Regions from separate parts of the Homo sapiens genome. Here region 1 is linked to region 2. Evidence: chromatin loops called from intact Hi-C (ENCODE). Cell type or tissue: adrenal gland. All regions are shown on one strand. Each heading gives the region's core, and the rest is flanking DNA. Links, peaks and the distances in the headings are about the cores only.

Region 1 (8,942 bases), core at 467-8,466, 100 kb after region 2:
TCACTGGACTTTTACAAACTTTTCCACACTTTATTGCCCTAGTATGTGGTGTTTCATCTAATTTTTTTTTAAACAGTCTTTCTCTTTCACCCTGGCTGGAGTGGAGGGCCACATCTTTTCCTCTATCTACTCTGCCTTGGAAACTTGAGCTCATTTCTCAATTTCCAGCTCAAAGTTCCTCCTGCCTCTTGGCAATATTCTCTGATCCCAAAGAGGAAGCTCGTTGTTCAATATTTTATGTGCCTATAGCAATGCGCTCATAGCTGTGTTATAGTACTTAGATATTAAATTGAAAGAAAGGAAATTGATTAAAAGAAAGAACAAATAAATGAGAAAATATAAGAAAAAATAGGAAGACAGAAATACCACAAAAAGTGAAGTGCAGATAAAGAATTTAATATAACCCAGTAATAACCAATAATTAAGAGCCGGGACAAAATGTCTTATATGTGTGTGTATTTTTCTAGAAAGAGAATCTACAGCCTGTCAGATTCTCAAAGGGGTCTGAGAAATAAAGTTTTTAGAAAAATACTTGTTGTACACAAAATGAAAAAGAGTTAACATAAAACATTTTAAAAGAGAGTGAAATACTTTCATGTATTTCTGTTGAGCCTTGTTATTCAATCACATTTGTGTACTGACAAAGATTAGGAAGAGTGAATATAAATAAAAAGCAGTTTTTAACTCCAGGGAGAATAATAGTAGAATTACCCAGTGAGTTCTGGCATCAAATCAGACAGAGCCATATAAAATATTCAAAATCTAATAAGATATAATTTAGGTATATTTAAGTGTCGTATGGTCCTAGCAGAAAGAAAGATTTCAAAGGTTCAAAAGTGCATAAAGTTTCAATTCTTAGTATTCTATAAAATTCAAAGATTTAAACATATAAAAGGAAAGACATGTACATATGGTAAGAGCTTATCAGCCTAGTAGAGAGATGGACTTCTCCCAGTTGACGGAAAAATAAAATAAAATGTATAACTTACATTCAAGGAAGTGGACTTCCCTCTCCTAAAGTCAAAGAATCATTCACATTACAACATAAATAAAGTTAATACGTTCTATCAAGGTCACAAACAAGAATCCAGTCTCCTGGCCTAAATCTCTGCTGCTAATAATATAAATTGTAACAAAATAGAGGTCAAGTGCCCAAAGTCCTTCCATTTGTTTTCATGAATATACATCTACAGGTTCAAGGGTACGGGGTTCATCTCAAGGTGAAGTCAATTCTTTTTTGGCTGTTTCTTCCAATACTCAGGAAATACATTGCTACGACTGTCCTTCTGCAGCATGAATGTAGACTGCCAGGTCAACAGCAAATTTCACATCAACATATCCAGTCCAGCAGCAGAATGGGTCCACATGGAGGAAGTCTGAAGAAAGAGGTGTCTTACATCCAAATGGACCAGGTCCTGTGAAACTCTCCTGGCAACCTTGAAACCTCTTTTGTAAAGATTATGACAGTGAGAGAAGTCTAACAGGGCTGACTCCATTTTGCTTCTAGCCTCACAGGCTGACTGTCTTTGCTTATTCCTGGGCGTAGGCCAAGCTAACCATGGGAGGAATTTAGTTTATAGTTTAACTTGGAAGCAAGGATGAGAACAGTTCCTCCCTAAAACTAATTCTCCCCTTGCTCAGTGCAAAAACCTGGTGAAAGGCCATGAGATTAGGATTATGGGAGGAGCCTGAACTCCACTAAAATGTAGATATAGTTTCTATAACCTCCTACCGCTCAGGAGTCATGTGGCCAGAGGTTACAAGATTTGTGCCTTCTCCAATTGTTCCTATAGATAACATTACTATTATAGAACCTGAGATTGGTCTTTTGAGATGCTTTTCAGACCTTTGCATTCTGGAAACTCAGTAATCCCACCTAGACTCATGGCTCATGACTCAACTGATCTTCTGCACCCCCTAAACCTACCCAGAGGCATACTCAGCACACGGACCATTTTCCACACCCTATGACTGCATCCCCAACCAATCATGTGGACCCATTCCCTAGTCCCCTGCCTTGAAAAAGCCTAACCTCCAAGCCTTTGGGAAGACTGATTTGAGTAATAATAACTCCATCTTCCATGTGTTTAGCCTAGCATTAATTAAACTCTTTCTTTACTGCAATACCGTGGTCTCAGTGAATTGGTTTTGTCTGTGCAGCAGGCACAAAGAGGGTGTCAAGTGATTACACCTTTGTGGATAGAGTCTCTCTTCTGAGTCAGCCACGTACTATGAACCAGAGACCCATGGACCACAAAACTTACCTACATAAAAAGTGCCATCAAAGATGGGCATCTGCAAAGATGAGTATCTGCAAATGACAGATACCACTTAATCTAAAAAAGAATCCCTACGTTTCCCTCCCTGTGGCAGCTTTAGCCTAGAATATAAAAATGTATGCCCCTGAGGATCTGATTCACCAAAATTAAATCTCAAAAAACCACATTAAAACACAGGATAGGAAACTTCAGAGCTGCTGGTGTGCTCTGAAAAACTCTGGGCTGATGGAACTAGCTGCAAATCAAGACAGTCTTGACCTTGCTCCAGTGGTAGTTTGCTGCTGCTCACCGGGAAGGGCTCCTTCCCTGCCCCTCACTTTGACCACCTCCCTCAAGTTCCCCTTACAATAACAGTGAAGAATTACAAGCTTAGAAACTTACCATTTTAGCCAAATGAAATATGGATATGAATGTGTGATTTGTACATACACAGAAGGGAGGATAAAGAGGAAAGTAGGGCTCCAGAGTCACAAGAACTTTATGTCATGTATTCCTAAAACTTTAAAATGCTGAAAATATTGTGACTTTTCTTTTAAAATGTATATCTGAATCATTTTTTCAAAAATGTACTGCATTTACTGTGACTACCTTTGCTTTCAAAATGCATGTTTGAGTCCCTTTTTAAAGTTTACTATGATTCTCTTGAAAAAAAAGTGTGTGTGTGAGTGTGTGTGCGTGTGTGTGTACATATATATAGGGACTAGGGAATGGGTCCTTGGGTCCTGCTAATTGGTTGTGACTGCAATCAGGGGTGTGGAAAATGGCCCTTGTGTACTGAGTCCATCTCTGGGTGGGGGACCACAGACATAGCTAGATAGCTAGATACATAGATAGATAGATCTATAAAATAAATATTTAAAATAAAAATACATAAAGACTGAGCCCAAAATAAGATGGCCTTGGCCTCAGGGTTTTCAAATATTTGTGGCCATTTCAGAACCTTTTAGCAAGAGTCCATTTGCATTTCTGGGGTATAACCACACAGGAGCCTGAAACACCATTCTGAGCCCTAGCAGCTGAGCCACTCCTGGTGTTCTTTTCCACCTAATATTCACCCAGATGGGCTCCTGCCTCCAGGTCAGATCATCGTATAGATCTTTGCTACTCAAAATGTGGTGCCCAGACCAGAAGCAACAGCAGCACTTGTGACCTTGAAAGAAATGCAGAATCTCAGCCAGGCATGGTGGCTCATGCCTGTAATACCAGCACTTTGGGAGGCCGAGGTGGGTGGATCACTTGAGGTCTGGAGTTCAAGACCAGCTGACCAACATGGTGAAACCCCATCTGTACTAAAAAGACAAAAAATTAGCCTGGCATGGTGGTGCATGCCTGTAATCCCAGCTACTTGGGAGGCTGAGGTAAGAGAATCACTTGAACCAGGGAGGCAGAGGTTGCAATGAGCTGAGATCATGCCATTGCAATCCAGCCTGGGAAAAATGAGCAAAACTCCATCTCAAAAAGAAAAAAAGAAAAGAAAGAAAAGAAATGTAGACTCTCAGGCCCCAGCCCAGAACTACTAAATCAGAATCCATATCTGTCTAAGATTTCCAAGTGAGTTCTACGCACATGAACATTTTAGAAGTCCTGGTGTAGAATACATTGTCTCTCCTACTATGGGTACCTAGAGAAAAAGGAAGAGAGGCATTCACATTGCTACCTCACAGATGGAGGAAGAAAGGACGGAGCTGTTTGCCCTGACATTTTCTTGCTTGGGACAAGTAGGAACTAGATTTGGACAATGATGATTCTGTCACTCCCTCAGGTGCACTGGGCATTTGCAGGCTTGAGTGATTTTTATAAATGTAATTAAATCTCACCCTACTTCTATTTTGACTACTAGCTAACATTTTTTGACCATTTACTATATGTCACAAACCACTTTAAATTTATAATAAGTACTGTCTCATAGAATTCTTTTAATGATCCCATGAGTAGCTTCCGTTACTACCTTCATTTTGCAGAGGAGGAAACTAAGGCACAGAGCCATTAATTAGCTTGCTGAAGATTACATGATAGTAATCCACAATTCCCTCTAGGCATATTGACTCCAGAGCTCCAGCTCTCATCCTCCACACCAATCCCATTGTTCTTGCAGGATACAAAGGTGGGTCACATGGTCACGAGCAGAACCTCTATGCATATCTGCATTCAGATGATCAAGCTGTAGAATGGCTAGCCGAAAAACACAATGCTGAAAGTTCAGGGTTGCAGAAAGTCAGAGGCACACATCAGCTTCAAAGAGAAGGCTGTCAATGGAGACGGGAAGTGGGGAAGGAGTGGGTAGCCTTCTCTCTGCCACACAGAAATGGCTCCAAGGCTATGATGCAAGGTGGCCCCAGCTCTGTGAAAAGGCACTTTCACCTTTAAAGCACTTTGCTGAGAGGGAAAATCAATGCTGATGTCCTCCTTGAATAAAGCACTCAGGTCTACTGGGGAGTCCAAAAATAAAAGCATGACGTTAAGTATTTCTCTACCTGTAGCTACTCCTCACCCTTAAGAGGAGGGGCAAGGTGGAGCTGTTAAGGGAGCAGGTAGAGGGAGAGGCAGGTGGGGGACCGTGGTTGAAGCACTAGAAAAGGGCATCTGGGAAGACTCGCAAATGGGAGTGGGGGAAGGGACAGGCTTCCAGAGGAAGTGGTTTTGGTTGAGGCTGGCTGAGAGCAACAATGAGGCTAGGAACACCGAGGACACCGTGGGAAGGTGAGTGACCCAGAACTCATCACATGTGCTTCTCAAAATCAGAAGACATCTACTGACAGTGACATCTTTTAAATTGGAGCCCTGATAGCATAAACAAGGCTTCAAAAGTCTTTAAAAAGTCTTTATTTTGGTCAGAATAAAACCTGATCCCTTTGCGGGCCATCTTGTCCTGGCTTCAAGACTTTTTCATCCTCCTAGACTTCAAAGCACAGATGTCAGGTTTCCAAGCCAGCAAGTCTACCTTCAATATTAGAAGGAAATGCAAGAGCAAAAAGAGATGAATGACACAATCCAGTAGGTTGCAAATGGAAATGTTTGTGTGAGGCACTAGAGTTGCATCAGCTCTGCCAGGTCATGTGTGAAAAGCAAAGTGATTACACCCAGAGCAAGAGGCTGAAGTGCCCTCCACTGGCCAAACAGATTCCCCAGTAGCCTCAGTGTCACCGCAGAAATGGCTTGAAAGGACAAGAGTTTTTGGAAGTTGCTCCATCTTAAATCCTGGGGTTCAAAGATGTCGATGATGCAACCAATGGAAGAAACTAGCTGATAGTGTTGCTTCCTTTAATCCAAGCTTTTAATTTTATTTAATATGGGAAATTCTCTTTAATCTTACAACAAAGAGATTTACTTTAAGTCTTTAATATCTGAACCACAGAAGCAGAAATAGAAACATGCTATACTCAAGAAATTATCACAGATTTATCTTTTGTCTTAATGTTGTTTCATTTTGTTTGTTTTCATTCTCCATCTTTTTCCAGGCAATTTTTATTGGTAATCTGGTTAGCAAAAGACTAAAGTGACCTAGTTCTGCAGATGAAGCTGAAAGCAGATTCTATTTCTCCAGCGGGGTTTACCTCAATCTGTGAACACAGGCTTAGCAGAAATGAGTGAAAAACAGACAGGGGCTCTCTGGTGCCTCAAGACAGCTTCAGGCACACATGGAAGAAGGGGAGGGTCTTTGGGCAAGAGAAAAAATGGGCACCTCCCTCACCCTTCCAGGCAGAGTCCAGCACAATCTTTGGAGGGCTAGAGGTCGGTTTGAGGTTGTCGCAGAAGCCTTTGAACATTGCAGAAGCCACTTGAGGTATTCCCCCAAGGATGGCAACATCTCACAGGGACCAGCTTCACTGTTCAGGAAGGAACAGCAGCGGCTTCTTACAGGGACACATGCATGTGCAGTGTCTGGAGAGTGGCTCTGCTGGGCCAGGCTGTCCCACAGAGACAGCCAGCAGGATGTTCCTTTTATTTATTTTTTCCAGCTTTATTGAGGTATAACTAACTGACAAAACTCTATCAGTTTAAGATGTACAATATTAGGATTTGATATATGTATATATTGTGAAAAAATGATGACCACAATCAATTTTGTTCATACATCCATCACCTCACCTACTTACCAGTGTGTGTGTGTGTGTGTGTGTGTGTGTGTGTGTGTGTGTGTGTGTGTGTGTGTGGTGTTGAGAAGGAATGAAATCAATAGCTCAAAGAGATAGCTGCACTCCGTTATTCATTGGAGCACTGTTCACAATAACCAAGGTATAACCACCATAAGTGTCCATTGACATGAATACATAAATTGTGAAATACATGTATATGTGTGTTTGTGTGTGTGTATATATATATAATTGTATATTATTTAGCCAAAAAGAAGCAAATCTTGCCATTTGCGACAACTTGGATGAACCTGGAAGACATGATGCCAAGTGAAATAACTCAGACAGGGAAAGACAAAGACGGTATGATCTTGCTTCTATGTGGAATCTAAAAAAGTCAAACTCATAGAAATAGAGTGGAAGAGTGGCCGCCAGAGGCTGGGGATGGGGGAAATGGGGAGAGGTTAGTCAAAGGCTGCTCCTTCTAAAGAGTGAACTGAATGCAGACAAGCTGGCTAAGCAGTTACTGGTTAACCTGTCTGGGCACAAATAACTACAAACTTCTCAAATCAAATCACTGAAAAACAATCACACTATTTTATTACTAACTTGTGCACTATGACAAAATGATATCATCTTGTTTTCAATTTAAGGCCTATAAAATCTTTAGTGATTTGTGGGAGAATTTGGTACACAAGGGAGAAAGCCTAATTAGAAAGACCCAGACACAAGGAGGGTAGAAGATGGTTCCCAGGAGCCGTTATCTATGCAAAACCTTAGGGGTAAAAATTTAGACTTTCTTGATGCCGTGAGACCTGCCTTCCTGTGCAGTTTTTCCATTAACTGCAGTGAGACCTTTGTCTAGTCACTTACTCTCCCAGGAGCCCCATCTCCTTGTTTGTTCAACATTCAACGAGCACATTTTGAGCCCTAAATGCTTTCTGGGTACAATAAACCGAGATGGTTTCTAACCTTTCTAAGTATAAAAGAACATATCTTAATACCAGAAAATTTCCAAAGCACTTCTACATGAATGTCATCATACTTTTCCTTTTGCTTCATTTTTTAAAAAGCTATCTAAATGGCAGAAAACAATGGAGTCAATGATACATCTAGTACTTTTATATTTATTAATCAGAAGAGCATCTATGCAGACCACAAAAGTGGCAATAAATACATTTGCAAGACGTAGTATTCATGTAGTCTCAATGCCGGTGCACCGACATATCCACTGGCTCCTCACAAAAATTTAAAGGTCCCAGGAGCACAAGGTCCCATCTTTGCTCAAAATAGAAAGTACTAGTCTAGGTGTCTAGGTGTTCAACACCAGGGCACTGGACACTGAGATGTGGACATTATCGTCTCCCAGGTAAACAACTTCCCATAACTCTAAGGTGCCATTGGACTCAAAGGGTCATATGGCTGGAAACAGTTCTGGCTTTACTTTAACCACCAAAGACTCACTGCCTGAGACAGTCTCAACATTCTCAAACTCCCTTGGAATTCTCAAACCGTTATAGTCAGCAGATTTGGTGTTATTTATATTTTTATCTGTAATTTTCCTCTTCCCCCACTGCCTCATGCTCATGAGACAATGCTATCAGTAGGGAGTATCTGAAATCACTCCAAATAAGAAGAATAAGCTACTGATACATGTGTGAATCTCATAGACATAATGTTCAATGAAACAAATTAAAGACAGAAGAGTACACACGGTATGATTCCATTTATATGAAGTCCAAAAGTAAACAAAACTAACCTATGATGGTGGAGGTCAGACTCGAGGCTTCGTTGTGGGGTACTGGCTGAGATGGTCATGCAGGAGCATTTCTGGAAGCTGGAAATTCTCTAACCTTGGTTTAACTGGCAGCTACATAGGTGTACATATAAGTAAAAATTCATCACATATATATTTAAGAAGTGTGCACTTTAAGGCAAGTAAGTCATACTTCAATTTTTACATTCAAGGGGAAAGGCAATGGGAATTAAACCAGGCAAATGGTTAAAAGGAACAGGTGGGTTCAGAAATAGAAGCAAGGAATCTGGAAGCAAATCCTGGATGACTTCAGCATGTAAGGATGAGTGGGGGTTGTGAGGTGCCCAGCAAAGGAGACTGGGAAAAAGAACTCAGAGAAGGGGGAGGAAATGGTATAGGGAGGGACAAGGAGACAGGAGTAGTTCTCAATGACTTGCAGATGTGAAAATAAAATCTAGGCTGTGGGGACTCCAAACTATTTTGAGTTTTAAAGAAATATGACTATAGTGCCTGAGTCATGTGAGAGGCATCTGTAACCTGGGCAGGTGTAACTGTTGTTTCTCTCATTATAGATTAGACTTCTTCCTTACCTGCATTGTTTTTTTAAATGTTGTAAATGACTAAAGGGAGGCAGGGAAGACCCCATCCCTCTTCACAGTTGATCTTCATTATAGATTAACTTCCCTCTTACCTTTCTCATGCAAAGACTTGATGGTTATCACATTTTCTAAAGATGGAATGTTGAATACATTCTTTTAAATTGGAAAGAAAATGAAAACAAGCCCTGTGGAAAAGAAAACAAACTGTAATGAATTAAATTGTTGTAAATCACCA
Region 2 (8,942 bases), core at 291-8,290:
TTCTAAGCCAGACACACTTTAAAATACTGGCAGTTTTCCCCTCAAGGCAATATTTTCCATTTTATGACACAAAATTATTGCGAGTACAGTTCTTTCTTATTTCTAACTTAGGGTACCTGGCTAGGGATTTCATTTCTCTGGGCCTCTTTCTCCATTAACAAAGTATGAAGACATTAGGGCAGGTGATCTGAGCAGTCTCCTCTCGTGCCAGTGTCCTTGTATTGAAAGTTAATGTCCAAAGGGTGTCTCTTTCATAGCAGTTTCATTATCCACTTAAGGTCTGCATTCCTTTTTGTACATAACCAAAATGTCAGGTGATCCTTTCATGGATCCTGAGATCTATATATAATTGGATAAAATCCCAATTCCACTGCCTGTGCAAGTCCGAAGCCATCTTTCGTGATATCTGCACATTCCTGGGGGAGTTTTTGACGTCAGAACTTTCTGGCACCAACCTTGCCTGGATGGACCATCTTGACATTTATATCTGCCCCCTATGGACCTGGAAGTGAAATGTAATCCTTTCCTCCATTTCCCTAATTTCTATAGGAAATAAAGGGCAAGGGGGCTGACTTTATTATAGATTTGAAAGGGGTGCAGAAATATAAACAATTCATTTGAAAAGTTGGCACCTCCATTCTCAACCTATTTAAACACTAGGCTACCTGCCTTCCAGTGCTCCCCTGGCCAATTCACCCCTGTAGTGCCCACCCTCACTCTGAGAATAGAATAATTCTTATTTTCTTGTTCTGAGCATTTTCACTGTCTTATATTATCTCGACTCTCTTTTACTGACCTCAAGCTCTTTCTTCCTTGCTATCCCAAAGGTCTTAGTAGAGGGTTGTTATAAACCAAGAGAGTTCTCTCCCTAAGAAGAATTCAGTGCCAGATACAAAGAGAATATATTTTTCAACCCAGTCTCCAACACACACATCCGTAATGGCAATCATGCTGCTATGTTAAGACCTACCATATCTCTGTATCTCTCACACACATTCCAGGAAACTCTCACAGTCTGGTTCATAAAATGACCCTGGCCAGATGCTTAGCAACCGAGACATAAGGGTCTTGAAAGTCCTAACAAGCCAGAAAAGGGTTGATGTTCCCCTCCATGGAAACTAGCAGTGGACTTCGACAGCACAAACCTGTGGACTGATAAGCCACCACTCACTCATGAGCTAGGAGACCTTGTGGTTCAATGTTGTAGAGTGTTAACAAATTAAAAACCACATTTACAACCATTCAGATATTTCCAGCAATTAAAGTTGTATTCAAACAACAACTTTATGATTTTTTTTTAATTTTTGAAGCCAGTAACTATTATGTGGGGGCATATAGGGGTTGCACAGAGTAGCATCTCCCCTCAACCACCTTGGTGAATCATCCCAGTTAAACTGGTTAGTATTTTAGTCACTTATCACCAGTGATAAGTTTGGTTTGGGGAGTACATGTAAACTTTTTTATTTCTCTTATTTTTCACAATCTCTTCTACAAAAAAAAGTGGAGATATATATGATTTTTGCTTTTGTTATTATCTAGTATTAAATGTTCTTACATGGCTTATAATTAACTTTATTTTCTTAATTGTTTCTTCTTGATTTTTTATTAATAATTTGCATTGCCTTTTTATGTTAACAATTAGCTTAAGTCTAATTATTGCTAGAATTTCATAAGTATTTTCTAAAAACAAAAACTTCATTTCTAAAAGTAAATAGTGTTTAAACATGATTTGAACAAATAGATTTTAAAGGGCATTATAGACTGTTATAGCTTCAGCATATCAATTTTCGAAATATATTTGAACATACAGAACATGAGCAAAATTGATATCTTGTGAAATTTTAGAATGTTGGTCATAAAATTCAATGAAACTTTATATTTAAGTACTATTTTGCTTACATATACTTAATTTTGCAATTTTTTGATGCAATGTAGTTTTTAATGTTCACAAAAATGCAGTCAACTTAAAAACTTTTTTTGAAAAGCCAATTTCTCTGAAGCCAAAGAAGGACTATAATCCTTTTATGTGTCTTGCATTTAGGTAAATTTAAATGTTTCTGACATTTATTTTCTCATCATAATGGACAAGACTTTGATTAAAGCCAGAAGGCCATGAGACTTGCAAAACAAACAAAGAAGTCCAAAAAATGTTTAAGGCTGTTTTTAGGCAATATGATAAAGATGATCACACATTGGAATGTGTAGGATCTGATTGCTCTTCTCTGCTATCTAAATAGTGTATTTGCATGTTCAAGTTATCAAGGAAAGCAACAGCGCCAAGCCAACCAAGCCCAGCACCTACATTATACATCCAACTCTCAGAGAAGTTTTGAACATTTCTAAATATCTTCAAATGCAAACCAAGAAGCAAAGTTTTTTATGAAATCTGTTCTAATACTGCTAAAGAGAGTTCAAGATGCTACCAATTACAGTGTTTCACAATTAACAGCAAATGCCAAAATCCCTCATGGTGTTGCACATCACTCACTCGATCAGCCTGCGTGAAAATCTTCAACACTGTGTTTTGGAAATACTTATAAAAGAAAACTCATTGACATCATGTCACATGACATAGAGATACCCGTAAACTAAAATAACATTAAATGTGAAAAATTTTATTACAGAATGACGGATTTACACATATTAGTGCCTGGGATGCAGGATGAGGAAGAGCTTGAGATTGCACTGAGGTTTTAAAGAATTGATGGTGAATAGGAAGCTACCAAATCTGCTCTCTATGTTATTAAGGAGCCTTCTACCCAGCAGAGAAGGTACAGTCAACATAGCACAGGTGGGGCGCCGATTGAAGAAACATGGAACGATGTCACCTTAAACCCCACCACTTGAGGCTGTTGGGTAGGCTGGTTCTATCTATAAAAACAGTGGTGATGGTGGTAAATGCTTCTATGGATCTTATGAGGATTAAAGGACACACTGTCAATCAAGTGCCTGCCACGCAGTAAGTAGAAAGAAAGGAGGCAGTGGAAGGAAGAGCAGGAGGAATGGGAGCAGCAGCAGAATTTGATAGAACTAAAATTATTATCTGGGTTTCTGATACAAGGCACTGTCCTGGAGTGTGGGTCACAACTTAGATTCTGAGCTTGTCTACTAATGTGGGCAGGAGTCATGAGGAATCAGAACCATATCGTGGTGTGCCTGGAACATAGCAGCCGCTCAGAAGACATTTGTACAGGTGGCAAAAGACAGCTCAGATACACTCGGTCATGCCTGGCGGGCGACCCACAGCCATCTAACCAGCGTTACTGGAAAATCTCATTCCTGGGCCTTGGCGGCCATACATGCTCTTGTCAACCAACGGTTCCAATGAGATACTCCAGCAAATATCAGCTCTGCCTTTATAAACTTTGCTGGCCTTTTTAAGTCCCTGGATAACTGCCACCTTATCCAAGAGAGAACTGAAGTGAAATTTGTCTTCCAATAATTTTAGAAGAGGTTGGGAAAGGTTGCTGGCTAATTGTAATGCTCAGTAACTCCTGTTACCATGACCTTCCCGTCAGACATGCCAAGAGTAATGAGATACAGCAGCATTCATCGAATTATGCATTCTGAGCACATCCACGGAGGAACGCCAGGCAGTCGCTCAGTCATCAGCCATCTGCCTTTCCCTTCCCAATATCCACTTTGCAGAGATGGAGCTGGGGCCTCCTGCTTTTCCAAGCTTGATCTTTCATGGATGTCAGTAGGGAGGAAATCCTGGTGGCAGTATAAAGTAGTGGTTAGGGGAGCTGGGAATGTGACCTAGATTAAAATAATGTCTCTATTGTTTGTTAGCACAGTGGCTTTGGTCAGTGTTGGAGACTGAGTTGTGTCACCTCCAAATTTGTATCTTGAAGCTCTAACCCCTCAATGTGGGTGAATATCGAGATAGGGATGTTAGGGAGGAAGGGAAGGTAAGATGAGATCAAAAGGATGTGGGTTTAGCCAGGCACAGTGGCTCACACCTGTAATCCCAGCACTCTGGGAGGCCGAGATGGGCAGATCACGAGGTCAGGAGTTTGAGACCAGCCTGGCCAACATGGTGAAACCCCACCTCTACTAAAAATACAAAAAAAATTAGCCAGCCGGGGTGGTTGGTGCCTGTAATCCCTGCTACTTAGGAGGCTGAGGCAGGAGAATTGCTTGAATCCGGGAGGCAGAGGTTTCAGTGAGCTGAGATTATACCACTACACTCCAGCCTGGGCGACAGAGCAAGACTCTGTCTCGAGAAAAAAAAAAAATTACCCGGGCATGGTGGTGGATGCCTATAATCCCAGCTATTCAAGCAATTCTCCCTTGAACCCAGGAGGCAGAGTTTGCAGTGAGCTGAGATCAACCCACTGCACTCCAGTCTGAGTGTCAGAGGGAGACTCTATCTCAAAAAAAAAAAAGGATGGATGTGGGTTTAATCCAATAGGTCTGGTGGCCTAAGAAAAAGAAGAGACACTAGGGATATCCATGCACAGAAAAAAAGGCCACGTCGGGGCACAGGACAAAGGCCACCATCTAGAAGTCAAAGAGAGAGGCCTCAGAAGAAACCAAACTCATGATACGTCAAACTACCAGCCTCCAGAATTGTGAGAAAATAAATTTCTTTGTTTAAGTTCCCCTGTTTGTGGTATTTTGTTATGGCAGTCCTAGCAAACTGTTACAGGCAGGTTTTTCAATCTAAGTCTCAGGTCTCCTCTGCAAATAGAGAAAATCAGAAGCCCTATAGGGCTGGAGAGAGGACAGAATGACATAAAGCCCATCAATGGCGGGGCCTGGGCCTGGCACAGAAGAAAGGGGGCTGCACACAAGTGAGGTGTTAATTTTAATTATCCAACTCATCCGTTTTAAAACGCATGAGGTCCAGGGAAGTTAAATCACAGCTCAAAACCAGTAGCTATTTGGTAAGCCTGATTTGGGAGCCAGGAACTTCAGAGTCAGGATTTAAAAGAATAGGATGTATCACTGTAATCATTATCTAATTCATCTCTCTTACAGCAGCTGCCTGCCTTTCTCATTCTAAATAGCAGCCTTGGGTAGCGACCAGGGATGCGGGGTCAAGGCCTAAATTGAGCTCTGACCAAGAGCCAAGCACTGTTTCAGGTGCTGGTGACTCATAGGCAAGCAAGGCAGACCAGATCCCTGCTCCCATGGAGCCAGCAGGGGACAGATGGGCTAGACAGTAACTGCCAACAGGGAGACAGGGAAGGCCTCTCTGAGAAAATGATGCTCCAGCTGAAAGCTGAATAATGAGAGAGAGCCAGGTAGGACAATATGTGGGGGAAGCAAGATCTTGTCGCATCACCGCACTACACCCGGCTAATTTTTGTATTTTTTTGTAGAGACAAAGTTTCACCATGTTGCCCAGGCTGGTCTTGAACTCCTGGGCTCAAGCAATTCTCCCACCTCAGCCTCCCAAAGTGCTGGGATTACAGGCATGAGCTACAGATTAGTTTATCTTTAACACAATCATAGTTCATATTCTCCTACCTAGAAACCTTGTTTACTTATGGATTATGTCCAAGAGTTTTTAATTATTTTGATGGAAAAGAAAACAAATCCACAGATTTTTTTTTCTTAGCTTAACTGAAACCCAAAATGAGGGCTTATTTCAAAGAGAATTATCAAAAGAATGTTTAAAAAGAAAGTGATGGTGGAGGTGGTGGTAGAAATAGGCTGCTGATGAGCAGAAACCATGAGGACACATTCAGTATGTCGGAGCTTCGAAGGGCCTTGGAGATAACCTTGTTTGACTGCCTTGTTTTTAAGATGAGAAAACTGAGGCCATAAGCGGTTCAAAGACTTGATTAAAGGCCCAGAGCAAGACAGTGGCAGGACCAGGATGGACATTCAGGCCTCCCAATTCTTAGCCCAATGTTTTAGCCAAACAAATGCCTCTCCCTCAATACCTCCCTAAGGCCCTGTGGGGTGAGGAGAAGCTGAGGTCCAGTGAATTGGAAGCCAAAGTTGTGCCCACACTCCAGGGTACTGAATGGTCACCGGTTTTCTCATTTCTATTGCAATGAATCCAGGGCTTTGAGAAGCTAAGTGACTTGTCCAAGATTACATGAGTAAAAAGTAATGAGAAGTGCTTAAAACTACAGCCTGTCTGCTTCCGATGTAAATCAGAGATGAGGCTCTTAATTAGGTGTTGAATAAGGTGGTGCATTGACACCTGTCAGTTATACCACATAGGCTCATTTCTGATGCTTGGGCAATGCTCAGCCACAGCTTTGACTTGATGGAAGCCAACAGAGGCAAATTCTTTTAAACCATAGGCTTCTAGACTAAGCCAAAATCCAAATACCTTAGGATATTGCCAAGACTGAAGGACCGTTACACAGCCTTTCAGATTCACCTCCCCAGGAAGAAGCTTATTTTGATATTTCCTTCTGCAAACCCTCCTTTTCCCCAGGAACAATGACTGCCTCCCTCAGCTCTCCTCATCTGTCTTCATTGTATTTGTCTCCCCAAGTTTCAATTATTGACTTTCTGCTTCATCTCTCTCTTTACACTGAGAATCTCAGAAACAATAAATTTTATTCATCTCTGTTGGCCTGGCACAATGCCAATGCCTATAAATGTTATTTTAATTAATTAATAAATTATATGGGGGTTGAAATGATAGTATATTCACTTATTTATTTTGGCTTTGCAACCTTTTGTAAATAGACGTTGGATCACAGCAGGCATTAAAACGATAGTCCTGGCCGGGCGCGGTGGCTCAGGCCTGTAATCCTAGCACTTGGGGAGGCCGAGGCAGATGGATTGCCTGAGCTCAGGAGTTCAAGACCAACCTGGGCAACATGGTGAAAACTTGTCTCTACTAAAATATAAAAAAATAGACGGGCTTGGTGTCACATGCCTGTATTCCCAGTTACTTTAGAGGCTGAGGCACGAGAATTGGTTGAACCCGGCAGGTGGAGGTTGCAGTAAGCCAAGATCATGCCACTGCACTCCAGCCTGGGTGACAGAGCAAGACTGTGTCTCCAAAAAAAAAAAAAACCACGATAGTCCTCAATCAAATCAAACCCTCCATTTATACAAAATGTAATCTAATTATAAACACAATTTTTTAAAATTCAACATAACACCCTAAAAGAAATATAAAGCAGACATTAAAGGAAAGTAATATGTAATAAAATAGCAATTAAGTCAAGATGTAAACATCCCCTATGTGACTGTACTAGAGGACTAGTGAAGCTGGGAGATGCCTGCCTCTCTCGTGATACCATGAGCATCTTTGTAAATGAGTCAGCTGCAATGTAAACTGCTACATGTGTGCGGGATAGTGGCTCCAAATCACATAGAGCTTTGCCATTGGTGATGAAATTTACTATATCAGTTAACAACCCTTGCTAACATTTTGAACAAAAGACACTGATCATTATTTGTCCAGTGGGAAATTTAAATATCCTGGAGAACCTAGTTCTTTGATGTGCAGGAATGTCCCCTCCGTTTCAGGGCTCTGGCATCCTGGGTCCCCACTCACTAAATATTACAGCCCAAGATCATGCCCACAAATTTCCAATCGTCCCTGGGGCCAGCACTGTCCCCATGGAGACCCATCACTCTGGACTAACCAATGATTTACCTCAAATGACATTCCCTCCTAATAACATAGTGGCTTTTCTTTCTTCTGGACTTCTTAAAAGTTTGAAAACAATTCTGAGCTATAGATAAAGCGAAACATCTCTCAAAAAAATTAAGGCAATCAAAATTGTACCATAAGTCAAATCTGTTGGAACTCAACATTCTGATAGCTATCCACCATAAGCCAGGGCTGTGAGTATTACTTCTTATTGCACCTCTTTATTGTTGAAGATTCTTGACCCATGGGTGTCCACCAAGAACAAGGTAAAATGATGTCTAGAAAAAAAAAATGACTAGAGGGCACTGATAGCACTGAGACCAAAGGCTCCACGCAGACGCTGATCCAACAGTTGGACCATTTCAGTTCCCAATGGAAAACAGATAAGAATCCAAATGTAAGCAGCTTCAGATTCATATTTTAAAATTCTCAAGAGCCATGGTCTATTTCCACAGCTCTATTTTACATACTTATTTTATGAGTCTCTTGATAGAAATCTAAGCCTTAAATGTTCTTCCACAAACCATTAATCTTCAAAATACAATTTAAGGAAGAGGCTGTGTGGCAATCAAGTGCTGGCATTCCCAATTGATAAAATATAAAGGAGGCCTTGAGTTTTGAGAACAATTAACCGCAGACTGGGGCTGGAGTACCAAACTCCTCCTATCCCCACGGCAACTCACTCACAGAGATGGCATAGCTCCATGAGCACATCCTCTCGTTTCTTTCTTTTTTCTTTTCTTTTTTTTTTTTTGAGATAAGTATATTTTTATTTATTTTTATTTTTGTATTTTTAAAAAATTTTATTTTAGGTTCCGGGGTACATGTGCAGGTTTGTTATATAGGTAAATTGCGTGTCACAGGGATTTAGTGTTCCTTACCCAGGTAATAACCGTAGTACCTGATAGGTAGTTTTTCAATCCTCACTCTCCTCTCATACTCCACCCTCAAGTAGGCTCCAGGGCCTGTTGTTCTTTTCTTTGTAACCATGTGTACTCAATGCTTAGCTCCCACTCATAAGCAAGAACATGCAGTGTTTGGTTTTTTCTTCCTGCGTTAATTTGCTCAGGATAATTACCTCCAGCTCTATCCATGTACCTGCAAAGGACATAATCTCATTCTTTTTTATGGCTACATAGTATTTCATGGTGTATATGTATCAGGTTTTCTTTATCCAGTCTATTATTGATGGGCATTTAGGTTGTTTCTGTGTCTTTGCTATGGTGAATCATGCTATGATGAACATATGCGTGCATGTGTCTTTAGGGCAGTACAAGTTACATTCCTTTGGGTATATACCCAATAATGGGACTGCTGTGTCAAATGGCAATTCTGTTTTAAATTCCTTGAGGAATCTCCAAACTGC

The links. Peaks named below come from ENCODE experiments on the same cell type or tissue, not always from the same donor. Only the 100,000 strongest peaks of a DNase experiment are listed, where the experiment ranks them.
Region 1: a loop joins it to region 2, with 2.7 times the contacts of the local background. A loop is called at or near these places in 10 of 110 quality-filtered maps.

What each region holds. Positions count from the first base shown.
Region 1 is chr2:222,978,610-222,987,551 of GRCh38, reverse strand. No RefSeq gene overlaps it. Among named protein-coding and RNA genes, the nearest start is that of ACSL3-AS1, 63 kb to the right of the region's middle. In adrenal gland, for the core only: a CTCF peak has its summit at 5,379 (motif pointing left); DNase peaks (open chromatin) are centred at 4,931 and 5,994.
Region 2 is chr2:223,081,183-223,090,124 of GRCh38, reverse strand. All of the region lies in intron 1 of LOC124907986 (a long non-coding RNA gene), which reads right to left. Among named protein-coding and RNA genes, the nearest start is that of KCNE4, 33 kb to the right of the region's middle. In adrenal gland, for the core only: a CTCF peak has its summit at 5,151; DNase peaks (open chromatin) are centred at 4,755 and 5,112.